3 separate regions of the Homo sapiens genome follow, and all the other regions are linked to region 3. A link is a contact called in ENCODE Hi-C or POLR2A ChIA-PET data. All regions are on one chromosome and are shown on one strand. The core of a region is the stretch at or near the end of the contact, and the rest is flanking DNA. Distances in the headings are between cores, read along the strand shown. Region 1 holds the start of RPS28 (ribosomal protein S28). Region 2 holds the start of ZNF414 (zinc finger protein 414). Region 3 holds the start of CCL25 (C-C motif chemokine ligand 25).

Region 1 (2,732 bases), core at 156-2,655, 270 kb after region 3:
TGATCCGCCTGCCTCAGCCTCCCCAAGTGCTGGGATCACAAGCGTGAGCCACCGCGCCCGGTCAGAATGTTTTTTCAATAATTATTCTTTGAATGGGTCCTTCCCATCATTCAGGGGACTCAACTGTCAATTTCCAAAGAAAGATCTTTCCCAATCATCTGACTTTACGTAGCCACCCTCCAGCTTCCACTTATTTTGTTTTGTCTTCAAAGCATTCCAGAACAATACTACCTGCTGTGTTTGTTTCCCTACTATGCTTCTCCCTAGAATGTGGCGTCCATGAAAGAATGTGGATAAGAACTTTCCTGGTTCACAAAGTTAAACCCAAGGCTGAGGTCATACATGACGGGGGCTTGTAAATATCAACTAATATTTTAATATAAATGAGTCTGAAATCAGGACACTTCTGGGTTCAAGTCCCCGCTGCCACTTTTTAGCTTCTGAGTGACTTGAGGCAAATGATTTCGCCTCTCTGGACCTCTTTTTTCATCTGTAGCTTGGGGATAACACTGACTAACATGGCCACGCTGAGCACTGCAAATCTAGCCTGATTGCCAGTCAGAATGCACGCCCGGCCTCGCTGTTTCAGGAGGGCTGTCCTCCGGAGTTCAGCAAGGTTAAAGGCAAACCTCTGCCTCCACAGCCTGGCAGGGGACTGGTGGCAGGATGTCAGCCCTCCGTTTCAGGGGTCTAAAGGAACACAGATTTCGTTTTTGGTGGAGAAAGGACAGAGCCAGAGGCTGGGCAGCGAGCGGGGCCTGCTCACCGCTTGGAGATCTCCTGGTAGCGTAGCTGCAGCTTCCCCTGCAGGTCATGCTGTGGGAAGAGGAGAGGAGAGGTCGGCCTGCAAGGCACCCCAGGAGAGAGGAAAGGAGAGGGCAAGGGACCAGGGATGGTCCGGGGATGCGCATTTTAAGGGAAGGCAGGGGATGAACACTCGGGGAAACGGATGTGGGTCCTGCAGGTGAAGAGCAAAGCCAGAGTCCGGGCCCACAGATCCAAGGCTAAGAAGGTCGGGGACTGGGGAAATCCCAGGCCTGAGTGGTTCCCAGGCCAGGAGAGGGTCCCGGGCTGAAGGGGTGACTAGCTGGGGGTTCCCAGGGAGATTCGGGGAGAGCGAAGGGTCCCGGCTTAGGAGGGAGGTGAGGAGCAGGAGCGGGTCCCGGACACACGGAGCCCGAAGCCCCCCATGGTGCAGCCCTGTCCGCCCCGCGCACCCCGGACGCCCAGTTCCGCAGCCGCTGGATGAGACGGGTGGCGGACGCCATCTTCCGTCCGCGATACTGAAGGGCGCAGCCGGTGACGTCTCCACCGCTGGGGCTGCTGGGAAAGACGCGGCGTGGTATCGCGAGACGGGAGTGGGCGGTGCTAGAACGTCCTATAAAGGCTCTCCCCGAAGCACGTGACTCCTCTCCGCCAGACCGCCGCCGCGCCGCCATCATGGACACCAGCCGTGTGCAGCCTATCAAGCTGGCCAGGGTGAGGTGGGGGCCCGAATTTGGGGGCAGGGGGAGGGATTAGAGGAGCCAAACGGGCCGGGTCTGAACCCAGCTTCTTTCCTCCAGGTCACCAAGGTCCTGGGCAGGACCGGTTCTCAGGGACAGTGCACGCAGGTAATCGGGTGGGGGCATTTGGCCGACTGCCGGCGACCTAAACCCTGATGTGACCTCTACCCTGCCCTAACCCCTGCCAGCCGGAATCCGGGAGCCGATTCTCATTTCATCACGGGGTTCTGATGGTTCCCTTTAACGATCTGTATTCTGGCCCCGACACGTTCTCTGAATTCATATCTGCTTCCCACTCCGCGGTGCCTTTCCGCGGCCCGCCCTTACTTCTTCCTCCACTCCGGTGGGGACCCGTAGGTGCGCGTGGAATTCATGGACGACACGAGCCGATCCATCATCCGCAATGTAAAAGGCCCCGTGCGCGAGGGCGACGTGCTCACCCTTTTGGAGTCAGAGCGAGAAGCCCGGAGGTTGCGCTGAGCTTGGCTGCTCGCTGGTGGGTGCAAAGAGGACACCCCTTTGATAGACCTTTGGTTGGTGGTAGGGAGGCTTCGTTAAGCCCAGGGTGAGAGGGTTTGGGAGGCAGAGTCTACATACAGAGACTGACAAGAGGGAGGCGGGAGTTTGCCAATTGCTGCGGGGCCTGTCAACATCTCATGTTTGGGTCTGTTTACAGGGTCTTGGATGTCGGGTTCGACCACTTGGCCGATGGGAATGGTCTGTCACAGTCTGCTCCTTTTTTTTGTCCGCCACACGTAACTGAGATGCTCCTTTAAATAAAGCGTTTGTGTTTCAAGTTAACTCAGGTTCTTGTCTGGGTTATACGACTAGGGTTTCTCCAGGTTTCTTGAGTGGCTCCCAGGCGGTCACCGATCCTCCGCACTCTGGAAATCCTGGCCGTGCGGTCTTGCCAAACGAAGCTTTTCCTTTTTGAGGCGGGGGGTCGTGTTTGTCGATTGCACCCTCTACCCCAAACAAAACACAAGCGTAGTAGGAATGTTTTATTAGCAAAGAAGTTTCAGAGAGTGGGTGGATCAGGGCTCTATCACTTGGTCCCCACCTCACCTTGGTGGGGCCAGAGTGAGCCCCTTCCTGCCACAGTCACCCCAACTGAAATTGCCTTTCTCTTCGGCCAGTGTTAGCCTCTGAGCAGGGGACCCTGGACCCTTCTGTGCGCCAAAGGCTGAGGTGACTGACGAGGAGATCTCCCCACAGCTAGGTGTAGTG
Region 2 (3,022 bases), core at 461-2,960, 460 kb after region 3:
CGGTGCAGCTCAGGGCTGAGCAGCGGAAGAGCTTGCCTGGTAGGGATGAAGGACAGAGAAGTGGAGACAGGTGGCCAAGGCTGGCTCCGAGGGGCTCCGCCTGTTTCCCACCCTAACCTGCCTCCCCATTACCAGTCCTGGCCCTACCTTCCAGGGACTGTGTGGGCGGGCAGTGGGTTCGCAGATGCTGTGCCAGGTCACGGACGCTGGGAAAACTGAGGCAGCAGCCAGGGCTGGAGCAAGGGATTTGCTTCCCTGCAGGACGCACAGAACAGTGGTCACTGGTCCCTTCCTCACTAGTGCTGTCCCTGACCCCAGGGTTCTGCCCCAGAGAAGCAAATATGATGTGCTGGGGCCTTTACTCTCTGCCTACCACAACAGACTGGTCTGCCACAGTGCAGGGGCTGGACTGGCCAGGCTCACCATTGGAGCCACAGCCTGGCATCCACCGGCTGCTCCGTAAAATGATGAGTGGCATCCCTCTAGAAAGGCCCTGAGGTTAGAGATTCTCTACGTCTCGCTTCTATTGTTTCAGGGACTGTGATTCCCCAGAAGACCCCATCACAGATCACCTGGAGGTGGGCGTCGTCTGGGAGGCCGCAGGTCCTCGCTGGTCCCGGAGACTATGCTGGTCAGGCCAGGGCTGGGTCCGGGGCCAGGCTGGCAGCTGTCTGGGGCTGGGGAGGAGCCCTGCTGCATCCCTCCAGCCCCTCCACGTTCCCACACTGGCGGTGTGGCTGCCTGCTCAGGGCCTGGCTCCTCCGACATGGAGGAGGAAGGGGCTGCAGCTGGCACAGCCGGGGACAACACCTCCTTGTCGGTCTCACTGGAGCTGGGCTCTGCAGTGGCCAGCATGTCTGGGATGGGCCCTGAGGGTTTCTCCTCCTGGTGGAAGGAAGAGGCGGAGAGAACCCTTCTGGGCTCTGGGTCAACCCAGTCGGCCCCCATCCTAAGGAATCACCAGCAGGAGAGGATAGGGGAATACGTAAGGGTGGACTAAGCTCTTTTTTTCTTTTTATAAAGATGGGGTCTCGCCATGTTGCCCTCACTGGTCTTGAACCCCTGGTCTCAAGTGATCCTCCTGCCTCAGCCTCCCAAAGTGCTGGGATTAGAGTCGTCAGCCACTGCACTGGCCCGGATTGAGCTCCTTATGCATACGGGAGAAACATCTGCTCTCCTCAACTAGGATAGGTGGGAGCCCCAGTATGCACACAAGCGTGGCCTAGAGGGAGTGGGCGGGGCCAAGGCTACGGAGGCGGGGCTATGGGCAGGCATGGACTGGGAAGATGCTAGAGGAGCTAGACATGGATTGTCTGAGGACCGAGACCGGCCGGCCTCGAGCAGTGTGGACAATCTTGGAGGTGCTGGGGGCCCGGATGTAAGAAGTTTAGGGGCGGAGTCCTAGCCTGACGGGCGTGGTCCATTCCGGGCCGGGCCCGGAAGTAGGGCGCTCTCCGAGTGACAGCCAGCGGCGGACGGGTGCCCGGATGTGGGGGCGGGGTCGGCCGGAGGCTGTAGGCGCGACAGGGCCGCTCCCCGCCAGTCCCCGCAGCTCCGCCGCGCCCGCGACCCCGGTGCCGCGCTCACCATCTTCGACACGGCTCGGCCTCTTGTTTCTGCGGCTCCGGCGGCTGCAGCTTAGGCGGCGGCCACCCTCTGGGCAGTGCGAGTTCGCGCTCACGTCAGCGCCATTTTCCACCTCTCAGCTCTCGCGAGACTGGGGGCGGGGCCTGCGCAGGGCGCTCGGAGAGGGGGCGGGGCCTGAGGGCAGAGTCACCCTGGAGCTCAGGTCGGACGCTGGTGCAATCTTGCTATCTATCCCCGGGCAGTCAGCGCGCACTTCAGCAGACTCCGTGCACGGAGATCCGGGATGACCTCGCTGTCCTAGTCTTCAAAGTGGGCACCTTCATCCCTCTAGTCTTGTCCCAAGATCAGCCCTGGACAGGCGATAAACAGCAGTTCTTTCTTTATATTTTTTATTTTTTTTTGAGACAGAGTTTCGCTCTTGTTGCTCAGGCTGGAGTTTAATGGCGCGATCTCGGCTCACTGCAACCTCCGCCTCCTGGGTTCAAGCGATTCTTCTGCCTCAGCCTCCCAAGTGGCTGGGATTACGGGCGCCCACCACCACGTCTGGCTAATTTTTTGTATTTTTAGTAGAGACTGGGTTTTACCATGTTGTCCAGGCTGGTCGTCACCTCCTGACCTCAGGTGATCCACCCGCCTCGGCCTCCCAAAGTACTGGGATTACAGGCGTGAGCCACCGCGCCCGGCCAGTTCTTTATTTTTTATAGTGTTGAGACAGGGTCTTGCTCTGTCGCCCAGGCTGGAGTGCAGTGATGCGATCATAGCTCGCTACAGCCTTGACCTCCTGGGTTCAGGCGATCCTCCCATCTCAGCCTCCCGAGTAGCTGGGATTACTGGCGTGTGCCACCATGCCCAGCTAATTTTTAAATTCTTTTTAGAGACAGGGTCTCTCTGTGTGTTGCCCAGGCCGGTCTCAAACTCCTGGGCTCAAGCGATCCTCCCGCCTTGGCCTCCCAAATGTTAGGATTGCAGGCGTGAGCCACCTCGCCTCCCCTTGCACTCACATTTTAAAATGGGGAAACAGCATCGCTCGAGCCAGGGACGTCGAGGCTGCAGTGAGCGTGATGGCACCACTGCACTCCTGCCTGGTCGAAAAAGCGAGACCCCCATCTCTAAAAGTTAAATAAAAATGGGGAAATAGTAAATCAACAAGTGCAAAAACAATCTTTTGTCCTATTCAGAGCAATGAAGGAAACAATGAAATGTCGAAGTGATGGGTCAGGGAAGCCACTCTGAGGAGGTGACTTCGGAGCTGTCTCCAGATGATCAAGGAGTGAGCTGGTGGAAAGCCCGAGGAGCAGGGGGCTCTACCGGATAGCTGGTGGTGATGTCCTGGAGTGGGGCAGGACGGGCTTATTTTGGTCAAAGAGCAGCGAGGTGGCCAGGGCACCACTGGAGCAGAGTGGAGGCGGGGTGTGGAGGTCAGAAAGCGAATATG
Region 3 (3,064 bases), core at 280-2,779:
GGCGGGAGCCTGTAGTCCCAGCTACTCGGGAGGCTGAGGCAGGAGAATGGCGTGAACCCGGGAGACGGAGCTTGCAGTGAGCCGAGACAGCGCCACCGCACTCCAGCCTGGGCAAAAGAGCAAGACTCCGTCTCAGAAGAAAAAAAAAAAAGACATGCCTTCTCGGTGAATGTTGCTTTGCTTCCTGAGGGCATGGCTACCCGGGGCTCCTGGCTTTTCTTCCAAAAACAAAACATTTCTTCCATTTTTTCTTTTTCTTTTGTTTTTTTTTTTTTTTTTTTTTTTGAGACAGAGTTTCACTCTTGTCGCCCAGGCTGGAATGCAGTGGCCCAATCTCGGCTCACTGCAACCTCCGCCTCCCGGGTTCAAGCGATTCTCCTGCCTCAGCCTCCTGAGTAGCTGGAATTACAGGTGCCCCCCCACCACACTCGGCTAATTTTTGTAATTTTAGTAGAGATGGGGTTTTGCCATGTTGGCCAGGCTGGTCTCGAACTCCTGACCTCAGAGGATCCGCCTGCCTCGGCCTCCCAAAGTGCTGGTATTACAGGTGTGAGCCACTGTGTCCGGCCACCGTTTTTTTTTCCATTTTTTGAGACAGGGTCTTGCTCTGTTGCCCAGGCTGGAGTGCAGTGGCATGATCACAGCTCACTGCAGCCTCAACCTCCAAGGCTCAAGCAATCCTCACACCTCAGCCTCCTGAGTGGCTGGGACTACAGGTATGCACTACTACGTCAGGCTAATTTTTTAAAAAATTTTTGTAGTGACGCAGGTCTCTCTATATTGCCCGGGGTGGTCTTGAGCTCCTGGGCTCAAGCAATCCTCTGGCCTCGGCCTCCCAAAGTGTTGGGCTTACAGACATGAGCCACCATGCCTGGCCTAGAGAGTTTCTTTCTTGTTGGGGTTGTTCACCGGTGGGAGGTGCACCATTGTGCCGTGCTGACTATATTCATAGAGTTATGTAACCATCACTCTCATCTAATTTCAGAACAAAAGGAAACCCATACCCTCTCACAGTCAGTCCTTCATTCTCCCCTCCCCCCATCCTGTGGCCACCGCTAATTTACTTTCTGTTTCTATGGATTTGCCTGTGATCACAACCAGAGGATTTCTGTGACATGCTAAGTTACCTAACCATGGTGTGGAAGGAGAGGGAAATGGAGTGAAGTTGGGGACCCACCAGGGAACAGGTGGCTTGAGGGCGGGGGGAGCATGAAGGTAAGGGCTTGTTTGGGGGCTCAAGGCAGTCTGAGCCTTGTTCGCAGGCAGCCAGTGTCCACCAGGTGTGTGCAGGTGAGGGAAACAGGGGAAAAGGCCCTTTCTGGAGACAGTAGGGGTGCTGGCTGGGAGGCCTGGGATGGGGAGTGGGGAGGCAAGGGGGCCTGTGGGTCGAGGTTGGAGCTTGCTGTAGAAGAGGGAGAATTCCAGAGGCTGAGAGTGCAGGTGGAGAGGAGGAGGAAGGGAGGAGGGCGGGCAGGGGGTGGCTGGGTGGGGCTCTGTCTATAAAGAGTGAAGCTCAGCGTGTTGGTCCTGCAGATGGGACAGCTTGGCCTACAGCCCGGCGGGCATCAGCTCCCTTGACCCAGTGGATATCGGTGAGTCTTTTCCTTGAACATGACTGAGATGAACAGCTTTTCCCTCCAGCACAACTTGTTCCTACTTTATACAACCTCCTTCCCTTGCCATATGCCTGGGGCTTAAGAGGGGGGATGTTCCCAGTACCCACTCCCCTCCTCTTCCTCAGTCCTTACCACTTCCCTCCACGACCCCAGGTGGCCCCGTTATTCGTCCAGGTGCCCAGGGAGGAGGACCCGCCTGCAGCATGAACCTGTGGCTCCTGGCCTGCCTGGTGGCCGGCTTCCTGGGAGCCTGGGCCCCCGCTGTCCACACCCAAGGTACTGTGTTCGGCAATGCCTACCACCAAGTGCCCCTCTCCCCATGCCCCCACCCCACCCCTTTTGTCTCTTATCTCCTCCGGAAGTCTCCCCAATCCCATCTCCACTGAATTCTCCCGCTCCTGACATGCAGGAACTCCTGGTGTTTGGTTAGCTCTTGGGATGGGGTCGGGGAGATGGAGAGTCCCCAGTTCCTTCTTCGAGAGCCCCATGGAGTCTTTTGCAAGACTCCTAAAGATGTGAGGGAGCAGAGGGTGGCTTCCAGCTGTGGGCAAAGCCAGTTACTGCCAGGGATGTATTGTAGAATCCTAATCCTGCCGAGCCAGGGGTGGGGTTGGAGATCAGGGCCCTGGAGACTGACAAGAGTGGATTCCCATCCTGGTCCCTCCATGCAGTCCAGCTGAGAGTTAGTTGCTCCTAAACCATTTTTTTTTTTTTTTTTTTGAGACAGAGTCTCACTCTGTCACCCTGGCTGGAGTGCAGTGGCGCGATCTTGGCTCACTGCAACCTCCGCCTCCTGGGCTCAAGCGATCCTTCTGCCTCAGCCTCCCAAGTAGCTGGGACTACAGGCGTGTGTACCATGCCCGGCTAATTTTTGTATTTTTTAGTAGAGATGGGGTTTCACTATGTTGGCCAGAGTAGTCTCGATCTCCTGATCTCAGGCGATCCGCCTGCCTCAGCCTCCCAAAGTGCTAGGATTACAGGTTTGAGCCACTGTGCCCGGCTTCCTAAACCTTTAGGAGCCTCCGTTTCCTCAGCTGCAAAGTGGGAATCTAAAATTCCCACTGCATGGCTCTGACTTGAGGGTCCAGTGAGCTCATGCCTGCAAAAGACTAGGCCTCATGTCTGGCGGCGGCAATAGTAACTGTTCCTGTTATTAATAGGGAACTCTTTCCTTCTTCCCCACTCCCTACCGCAGAGCAAGCACTTGAGGATTTCAGTCGCCAAAGGACAATTCCTGGGCCTGGGGTGTCCCCACGGGAGCCCTGACACTGGGTCCTACATCCTCTGAGTTTCAGCAGCTGGCCAAAGCAGGGTCCCTGGCTGGGCGGCAGACCCAGGGTCCCACCCTCCTTCCCTGTCTGCCCCCACCTGACCCACCTGCCCCTCGGCTGGGTCTGATGGGTCCAAGTCCTTGGCCTTTGCCTGGGAAGGGGGTTGGGCTGTGGTCT

What was found. A loop is a pair of places that touch in the nucleus more often than their neighbours do. ChIA-PET counts read pairs that join two places held with the same protein, here RNA polymerase II (POLR2A). Pooled maps may share reads with other maps.
Region 1: a pooled map shows a loop between it and region 3 (7-fold over the local background). The contact joins the promoter of RPS28 here to the promoter of CCL25 in region 3. A Hi-C loop is called at or near these places in 6 of 50 pooled maps. POLR2A ChIA-PET finds 5 or more read pairs at or near these places in 3 of 52 experiments (A673, Caco-2 and WTC11).
Region 2: a pooled map shows a loop between it and region 3 (27-fold over the local background). The contact joins the promoter of ZNF414 here to the promoter of CCL25 in region 3. A Hi-C loop is called at or near these places in 3 of 37 single-sample maps with no recorded cell type and 5 of 50 pooled maps. POLR2A ChIA-PET finds 5 or more read pairs at or near these places in 1 of 52 experiments (OCI-LY7).

What each region holds. Positions count from the first base shown.
Region 1 is chr19:8,320,091-8,322,822 of GRCh38, forward strand. It overlaps RPS28 (ribosomal protein S28), which reads left to right and starts at 1,406. Exons shown (of 4, transcript NM_001031.5): 1 at 1,406-1,479; 2 at 1,566-1,613; 3 at 1,863-2,001; 4 at 2,182-2,732. The coding sequence starts at 1,441. The coding sequence ends at 1,985. It overlaps NDUFA7 (NADH:ubiquinone oxidoreductase subunit A7), which reads right to left and starts at 1,285. Exons shown (of 4, transcript NM_005001.5): 1 at 1,218-1,285; 2 at 767-816. The coding sequence starts at 1,268. It overlaps KANK3 (KN motif and ankyrin repeat domains 3), which reads right to left. Exons shown (of 11, transcript NM_198471.3): 11 at 2,494-2,732. RefSeq lists enhancers at 1-372, 373-1,340, 1,195-1,434, 1,341-2,308, 2,309-2,732.
Region 2 is chr19:8,512,457-8,515,478 of GRCh38, forward strand. ZNF414 (zinc finger protein 414) reads right to left here and starts at 1,711. Exons shown (of 8, transcript NM_001146175.2): 1 at 1,588-1,711; 2 at 573-885; 3 at 148-255; 4 at 1-36. The coding sequence starts at 1,590. RefSeq lists a silencer at 1,412-1,721.
Region 3 is chr19:8,051,231-8,054,294 of GRCh38, forward strand. It overlaps CCL25 (C-C motif chemokine ligand 25), which reads left to right and starts at 1,530. Exons shown (of 6, transcript NM_005624.4): 1 at 1,530-1,592; 2 at 1,770-1,892. The coding sequence starts at 1,820.